3 separate regions of the Homo sapiens genome follow, and all the other regions are linked to region 3. Evidence: chromatin contacts called from ENCODE Hi-C or POLR2A ChIA-PET data. All regions are on one chromosome and are shown on one strand. The core of a region is the stretch at or near the end of the contact, and the rest is flanking DNA. Distances in the headings are between cores, read along the strand shown.

Region 1 (2,795 bases), core at 222-2,721, 630 kb after region 3:
TCTGTTCTTTTCCGTATGGTATCAAGATTGTGGGCTGTTATTTTTCAAGGCTACCCTCTGAGCTGGAGAGCCAGGAATAAGACTAGAGTGAGTTAAAATTCTACAGAGCTTGCTGTTTTTTTATGTGTTTTTTTTTTTAATTAAATGCTCTGCAAATTACTGTAAGCTTTTGGTTAATTTCCAGAGTTGTGAAAATGTTGATTCTGTCAAATTTTGCCAGTTTTTTTCATTGCTTTTGTAGAAAGGCAAATTTTACTCTGCCATTTTGCTGACGTTCTTTTTTTTCCCCTTCGATGCTTAAATTATCTTTAATTTGGCCAGTGAAAGCTTTTCTCTCTGGCTTCTGGGTCCTTTTGACATATTCCTATTGGTTTTTTGCTGATCGTTTTTTCTTCCTTCCTGGCCTAACTAGATGTTCTAGGCTTTTGTCCCCCCCAACCCTGCCTCAGCCTCCCAAGTAACTAGGACTACAGGAGCACGCCACCACGCCTGGCTAATTTTTAAATTTTTTGTAGAAATGGGTCTTGCTATGTTGCCCAGGCTGCTCTCATTTTTCCAAAAAGCCCTGGGCTAGGTGGAGATTGGCAGTTAGAAATGATCTGGGTGTTAAGTGTGCCCATTGTTACTGGGGTATGTGGCTCCCAGGTCCTCTTAGTAGATAAATGGGAACACACACACACACACACACACACACACACACACACAAACTTATTTCTATATTTATCTTTATATTTTGAAAACCATGAATTCACCTCAGTACCTCCAATTCAATAGGGTTTATTCTTGTTTTTTTTTGTATCTTTTCTTTTTTTTTTTTCTTGAGACCGAGTCTCGCTTTGTCACCTGGGCTGGAGTGCAGTGGCGCAATCTTTGGCAGTCTCAGCTCACTGCAGCCTCAACCTGCTGGGCTTGAGGGATTCTCCTGCCTCAGGCTCCTGAGCAGCTGGGACCACAGGCTCACGGCACCACACCCAGCTAATTTTTTGTCTGTAAAGACAGGGTCTCACTATGTTTCCTGGGCTGGTCTGGAACTCCTGGACTCAAGCGATCCTCCCACCTTGGCCTCCCAACGTGCTGGGATTACAGTGGCCGGGTGCAGCGGCTCACGCCTGTAATCCCAGCACATTGGGAGGCCGAGGCAGGTGGATCACCCGAGGTCAGGAGTTCGAGACCAGCCTGGCCAACATGGCAAAATCCCATCTCTACTAAAAATACAAAAATTAGCCGGGCTTGGTGGCGGGAGCCCGTAATCCCAGCTACTTGGGAGCCTGAGGCAGCAGAATCGCTTGAACCTGGGAGGTGGAGTTTGCAGTGAGCCGAGATCTTGCCACTGCACCCAGCCTGGGTGACAGAGCAAGACTCTGTCTCAAAACAAAACAAACAGAAAAACAAAGTGCTGGGATCACAGGCATAAGCCACCACACCTGGCCTCTGCATCTCATGAGCATTTATTTTGTGCTATGTGTTTTTTGGATATGACCTCAAAGAATCCGGTAACACAGCCGCCCTCATTCTCATTTTACCTATGAGCATAGTGGCTCAGAGATGAGTCACCTGCCCACAGCCCATCAGCTGATAAACACTGGAGTTGGGTTTGAAACTGTGAAAGCAATGAGGACCACATCATTTTCACTTCCCTTCGTGGCCCCAACTCAAACCAACCCAAAACCCAAGAAAGAAGATGTGGAGATTGTGTTGCCTTTCATAACTGGGAAGCGCGGGTGAGTGGAGGGGACCAGATTCAGGATCTGCTTTTCTTTCTTTCTTTTTTTTTTTTTTTTTTTTTGAGACGGAGTCTTGCTCTATCGCCCAGTGGAGTGCAGTAGCGCGATCTCGGCTCACTGCAACCTCCACCTCCCGGGTTCACACCATTCTCCTGCCTCAGCCTCCCGAGTAGCTGGGGCTACAGGTGCCTGCCACCACGCCCGGCTGATTTTAGCATCTGCCTTTCTTTATCTGTCTATGATCTGTTTGCTCCAGAATGTAACCTTCTAGACCAAAGGTTGGCAAACATTTGAAAAGGGCCAAATAGTAAATATTTTTGGGCCTCGAGGGCTCTCTGCTGCAACTCTGCTATTCTAGCACAAATGCGTCACATACAATACATAAATGCATGGGCAGAAAACAATTTGTTAGCCGGGCACAGTGGCTCACGTCTGTAATCCCAGCACTTTGGGAGGCCAAAACAGATTAGGGTTTTCCAAGGCTGCAGGAAGGCAGGAATGTGGAGTGACTGCTTAGTAAGTATGGGGGGCTGGGCATGGTGGCTCACGTCTGTAATCCCAGTACCTTGGGAGGCCAGGGGAGGAAGATTACTTGAGGCCAGGAGTCTGAGACCAGCCTAGGCAACATAGCAAGGCCCCATCTCTACAAAACATTTGAAAATTAGCTGACCACGGTGGCACATGCCCACGTCCCCAGCTACTCAGGAGGCAGAGGTGGGAAGATTGCTTGAGCCCAGGAGGCTGAGGCTGCACTCAACCATGATTGTGCCACTGCAGTCACCCTGGGTGACAGAAGAAGACCCTCTCTCAACAAAAACAAAAATAAATAAATAGGCCGGGCGCAGTGGCTCATGCCTGTAATCCCAGCACTTTGGGAGGCCGAGGCGGGTGGATCATGAGGTCAGGAGATCAAGACCTTCCTGGCTAACACGGTGAAACCCCGTCTCTACCAAAAATACAAAAAATTAGCCAGGCATGGTGGCAGGCACCTGTAGTCCCAGCTACTCAGGAGGCTGAGGCAGGAGAATGGCATGAACCCGGGAGGCGGAGCTTGCAGTGAGCCGAGATTGC
Region 2 (2,700 bases), core at 78-2,577, 520 kb after region 3:
TGCATGGCCTATTTTTTTATTTTTTGAGATGGAGTCTCGCTCTGTCACCCAGGCTAGAGTGCAATGGCACCATCTTGGCTCACTGCAACCTCCACCTCCCGGGTTCAAGCGATTCTCCTGTCTTAGCCTCCCAAGTAGCTGGGACTACAGGCACCCACCACCACACCTGGCTAATTTTTGTATTTTAGTAGAGACAGGGTTTCACCATATTGATCAGGCTGGTCTCGAACTCCTGACCACAGGTGATCTGCCCTCCTCAGCCTCCCAAAGTGCTAGGATTACAGGCGTGAGCCACTGCGCCCGACCAAGTCCTCTGACTTTAAAGCATCTACTATGTGCTGAGGAGCATGGGACTTGGGGTCCTTCAGGCCTGGAGGTCACGGGCTACCTTCTTTCGCTGCTTGACTATAGGTAAGTCCCTTCTCTCGGAGCCTCAGGGAGGTGGGGTGTGGCGCGGCCAGGCTCTGATTAGCGGCAGCTCAAGCTGGCCCTTTTGACATTGTGAGAGGAACCCAGAGACCATCCTGGGACTGGAACTGTCCAGGGAGGCAGCTGGACAGACCTGAGTCCGAGTCCTGGCTTCTTCCTGGATGAGCAGCTCAGTTTGCTCATCTGTAAATTGGGAGTATTCAAAGCACCAGCACACAGTAGGTGCTCAGTAAACCTACTGGCAGGATGCTGGGGGACTGTCCTCATTCTGTGGGGCCTCTCTCAGTGGAACTGAGGTTCCAAGAGGGTAAGTCATTTGTCCCCATCACGCAGTGGTGGGACTGGAACTCAAACCCGGGACCCTTGAGCTGGGAGCCCATTTGCTCAATCATCTGGAGACATAATCTCATGGTGGGGTGTCTACTGGTAAGTGCTGGGTGGCAGGATCCCAACTCCAGGCCGTCCTTCTAACCCAAGAGGTCCTGCCTCTGCCTAGAGTCTTCCATGGCTCCCCAGGGCCCTCTATGATCGGCCCAGCGCACTCACCAAGCTCATCTCAGACCAGATGGCCTGCTTTCACTTCCCCAAATCAGGGACTCGAATGCCTCGAGATTCTGTCCACACTGCGGCCCCCACCCCCGCCCCCTCACCACCCACCACCTCCCTTCTCTGGTTGTGACCTCCTGCTGGTCATCCCTTGAGGCTCAGCCCAAGGTCGTTTCTTCCAAGGGCGCTTTGATCTCCACTTCCCATGGCCAACCCCCAACACACCAGATACGTACTCACTTAGTGGAGTTTGGAGCCTGTGTCTGTCCTCCTAGTGTGTTGGGGTCGACCAGAGCGATTGGCAGGGACCGTCAGAGACAGAGGTTTAAGCAGGAAGAGAGACACTTTCTTCTGAAAGTAGAGCCACTGACAGCTTCTATTTTCATAGACCTAAATATGGGCTTGCCACCCGGATAACATTACACGCATGGCCTCTCCTGGTGCTCCCCACACCCGGGTGAAGTCCGTGTTATTATTATCTCCATTTCTCAGGTAAGAGAATTGGGTGAGAACTAGAGATGTTAAGCAGCAAGTTCCCACAGGGCTGAAGGAGGTGAGTGGTAGCGTCAAGATGTGAACCACTGTTACTGCACACTGAATCATACCACTATGGCCGATCACAGAGGGCCCTGGGGAGCCACGGAAGGCTCTAGGCAGAGGCAGGGCCTCTTGGGTTAGAAGGACGGCCTGGAGTTGGGATCCTGCCACCCGGCACTTACCAGCAGACACCCCACCATGAGATTATGTCTCTTGATGATTGAGCAAATAGGCTCCCAGGTCAAATGTCCCAGGTTTGAGTCCCAGCAAGAAAAAAGGGAAGAGGAGAGAGAGGCAGAGGAAGGGGAAAAAAAAGACAGAAGGAAGGAGAGGGAGAAGGAGGAGTAGGAGGGAAGGAGGGAAGCGGGGGGAAAGAAAGATACGTGAGATAATATTCAGGTCAAATATGGACAGTTTTGGCTGGGCACGGTGGCTCACGCCTGTAATCCCAGCACTTTGGGAGGCTGAGGTGGGAGGATCACTTAAGCCTGGGAGTTCAAGACCAGCCTGGACAACATAGCAAGCCGTTGTCTCTACAAAAACTATAAAAACTAGCAGGGCATGGTGGTGCATGCCTGTGATCCCAGCTACTGGGGAGGCAGAGGTGAGTGGATCACTTGAGCCCAGGAGTTCAAGATCAGCCTGGGCAACACAGTGAGATGAAAGAAAGAAAGAGAGAGAGAAAGAGAGAGAGAGAGACCGGGCACAGTGGCTCACGCCTGTAATCCCAGCACTTTGGGAGGCCGAGGCAGGTGGATCATCTGAGGTCAGGAGTTCAAGGCCAACATGGTGAAACCCTGTATCTACTGAAAATACAAAAAAAAAAAAAAAAAAAAAAAAATTAGCTGGGCATGGTGGTGGGCACCTGTAATCCTAGCTACTCGGGAGGCTGAGGCAGGAGAATCGCTTGAATCCGGGAGGCAGAGGTTGCGGTGAGCCGAGATCGCGCCATTGCATTCCAGCCTGGGCAACAAAAGCTAAACTCTGTCTCACAAAAAAAAAAAAGAAAAGAAAAAAGAAAGAAAAACAGAAAAGAAACACCAAACTCCATCCCAGCCCCATCCTGGAACTAAGACTTCATCCCCATGTCCTCACAACATGGCCCAGCTGGACTTATTCCCAAGCTTCCTCCTCCTTCTCCTCGTGTGTCCCCATTGGTGGGACAGTCCGTCCATCCACCCAGACACC
Region 3 (2,709 bases), core at 204-2,703:
AGGTGTGAGCAACCGTGCCCGGCCAGTTAAGCCAATTTGAGTTGGGGTTCTGGTGCATGAAACCACAAGATTCCCAACTGTTACAGTCTCCATTTCTTCATCTGAAAATAACACCACCAACGCCACAGCTTGTGATGAGGAACTCAATGAAGCATACCACAAAAGCACTTCGCACACAGAACGCAATTTTATCCGTTGCTACAAGGGTCATTTTTTATTGGTGGCATCCTTGTTGCTGCTGCTGTTGTTCTCACACTCCTGGGTATTCAACTCTTCAGAGTGATTTTTGTGACTGTAGGATCATAAAGTATGTATCTGGTCTTCATCCCGGTTCTTGGCACAGAGCTTCAAAAACCCTTGGAACTTTCTGAGTCACAGGAATGCTTTTGTTAGGAGTGTTAGGAATGTCGGGGTGACTTGTGGGGGGGGGGGTGCCTAGATAACATGAGGGTGGGGGGCGGTCACCAGAAAGAACAACCCTGTGATCAGAGGGTTGGGGCTTTTAGGACCTCCAGGGAGATGAGGGGGCTGGAAATGGCAGTGTTGAATCACATGGTCAATGATTTCAATCAATCACGCCTAAGGAATGAGACTCCAATTAAAACTCTGGATACTGGGCCGGGTGCAGTGCCTCACGCCTGTAATCCTAGCACTTTGGGAGGCTGAGGCAGGTGAATCACGAAGTCAGGAGTTTGAGACCAGCCTGGCCAACATGGTGAAACCCTGTCTCTACTAAAAATACAAAAATTAGCCGTGCGTGATGGTGCATGCCTGTAGTCCCAGCTACTCGGGGGGCTGAGGCAGGAGAATTGTTTGAACCTGGGATGTGGAGGTTGCAGTGAGCTGAGATTGAGCCACTGCACTCCAGCCTGGGTGACAGAGTGAGACTCCGTCTCAAAACAAACAAACAAACAAACAAAAACTCTGGACGCTGAAGCTCAGTAGTACTTCCCAGCTGGTGGACACACCAGTATGTCAAGAGGGTGATACATGCTGTTGCCACGAGGAGGCAATATGGAAATTCTGCATCTAGAACTCTCCCAGATCTTGCCGTATGTGTATCCTTTATAATAAAACTGTAATTGTATAGCAGGGTTTTTAAATTTGAGACAAGATCTTGCTCTGCCACCCGGGCTGGGGTGCACTGGCACAATCTTAGCTCACTGCAGCCTCGAACTCCTGGGCTCAAGCGATCCTCCTGCTTAAGCCCCTCAAGTACCTGGGACTACAGGCATGCACCCCCTCACCTGGCTAATGTTTTTAAATTTTTGTAGAGATGGGATCTCACTATGTTGTCCAGGCTGGTCTCGAACCTCTGGGCTCAAGTGAGCCTCCCACCATGGCCTCCCAAAGTGCTGGGATTACAGGCATGAGCCACCACACCTGGCCAGGTTTATTTTCATTCTGTGAGTTCCTTCTAGTAAATTATGAAACCCAAACAGTTTGTGGGAATCCCCCAATTTAGAGCCAGTTAGTCAGAAGTGTGGGTGGCTGGGGGATCCCCAAGATGCTGCCAGTGTCTGAAGCAAGGGAAATCTCATGGAGGGCTGAGCCTTAAACTTGTGGCGTCTGATGCTAACTTTGGAGGAGGATGGTGTCAGAACGGTGTTGCAAGTACACCCAGGTAGTGGCAGAACAGCTGAGGCAGAAACAAAATACTGACCAAATGTTTGACTTCTTTTATTGCCTCTATTCTTATTATGTGGCAGGCAATGCTCTAAGCCTGGAGTTGGCAAACAGTGGGCTGGGAGCCAAATCCAGTAGGCCACCTGTTTTTGCAAATAATATCCTATTGGAATATGGCCACATTTATTGGTTAGTACATCGTCTAACCCTGCTTTCACGCTGCAAAGGCAGAGTTAAGTAGCTCCAACAGAGACCATATGGCCCTGAGAGCTGAAAATATTTACTATCTGGCCCTTGGCCAACCCCCGTTCTCAGCTGCCGGTATACATGAGTGAACAAAGCAGATAATATGCTTTCCCAGTGGGAAATTATAAATGACCATGAGTTCTTTGCAGCCTCTCCCACCAAGAAGTGGAGTCTATGTTCCCACCTGTTGAATCTGGGCTTGGCCATATGGCTTGCTTTGGCCAATGGAATATTTGCAAACGTGATACAAGCTGAGGCTTGAAAAGCACTTGAACATTGAGGTCTGCCCTTCCTGGCTGCTGGGGTAAGAGACTTATGGAGAGAGACCCCCACTGACCATCAAAGACACAAGAGGCTCCCCTAAACCATCAGCCGTAGCTAAACAGGCCCAGGCCAGACAAACCTTCAGTCAACACATGAAATCATCAGAGCTCCTAAAGGAGTGTTTTAAGCCACTAAGCACTGAGGTGGTTTTGTTACGCAACAAGAGCTAGCTGATACACTCACAAAGCTTATCATCTGGTTGGGGAGAGTGAATAAATTGACAACAAAGGCTAGGTACAGTGGCTCAGGCCCTGTAATCTCAGCACTTTGGGAAGCCAAGGTGGGAGGATCACTTAAACCCAGGAGTTCAAGACGAGCCTGGGGAATATAGCAAGACCCCCAACACTACAGAATTTTTTTTTAGCCAGGTGTGGTGGTGTGTGCCTATATAGTCCCAGCTACTCAGGAGGCTGTGGCAGGAGGATCTCTTGAGCCCAGGGGGTTGAGACCACAGTGAGCCATGTGGGTGCCACTGCACTCTAGCCTGGGTGACAGACCAAGACCTTGTCTCAA

Evidence for each region. Hi-C counts contacts between places; a loop is a spot of excess contacts on that map. ChIA-PET counts read pairs that join two places held with the same protein, here RNA polymerase II (POLR2A). Pooled maps may share reads with other maps.
Region 1: a loop to region 3 is called in a map with no recorded cell type, with 11 times the contacts of the local background. The contact joins two enhancer-like sites. A Hi-C loop is called at or near these places in 3 of 37 single-sample maps with no recorded cell type and 3 of 50 pooled maps. POLR2A ChIA-PET finds 5 or more read pairs at or near these places in 1 of 52 experiments (OCI-LY7).
Region 2: a map of GM12878 shows a loop between it and region 3 (1.8-fold over the local background). The contact joins the promoter of FCER2 here to the enhancer-like site in region 3. A Hi-C loop is called at or near these places in 1 of 168 maps with a recorded cell type or tissue (GM12878), 10 of 37 single-sample maps with no recorded cell type and 4 of 50 pooled maps. POLR2A ChIA-PET finds 5 or more read pairs at or near these places in 1 of 52 experiments (GM12878).

What each region holds. Positions count from the first base shown.
Region 1 is chr19:7,806,165-7,808,959 of GRCh38, forward strand. The region is part of intron 1 of LOC124904628 (a long non-coding RNA gene); the gene reads left to right. Among named protein-coding and RNA genes, the nearest start is that of EVI5L, 23 kb to the right of the region's middle. Within about 2 kb of position 1,472, at least 2 of the 41 ENCODE cell types and tissues checked have a DNase peak (open chromatin) inside an H3K27ac peak, as active enhancers do.
Region 2 is chr19:7,700,804-7,703,503 of GRCh38, forward strand. It overlaps FCER2 (Fc epsilon receptor II), which reads right to left and starts at 1,328. Exons shown (of 11, transcript NM_001220500.2): 1 at 1,212-1,328. It overlaps LOC105372262 (a long non-coding RNA gene), which reads right to left. Exons shown (of 5, transcript XR_936296.2): 5 at 2,277-2,318. RefSeq lists an enhancer at 1,215-1,324.
Region 3 is chr19:7,177,823-7,180,531 of GRCh38, forward strand. All of the region lies in intron 3 of INSR (insulin receptor), which reads right to left. Among named protein-coding and RNA genes, the nearest start is that of ZNF557, 110 kb to the left of the region's middle. RefSeq lists an enhancer at 1,373-1,472. Within about 2 kb of position 1,454, at least 13 of the 41 ENCODE cell types and tissues checked have a DNase peak (open chromatin) inside an H3K27ac peak, as active enhancers do; they include GM12878, where a contact is called at or near this core.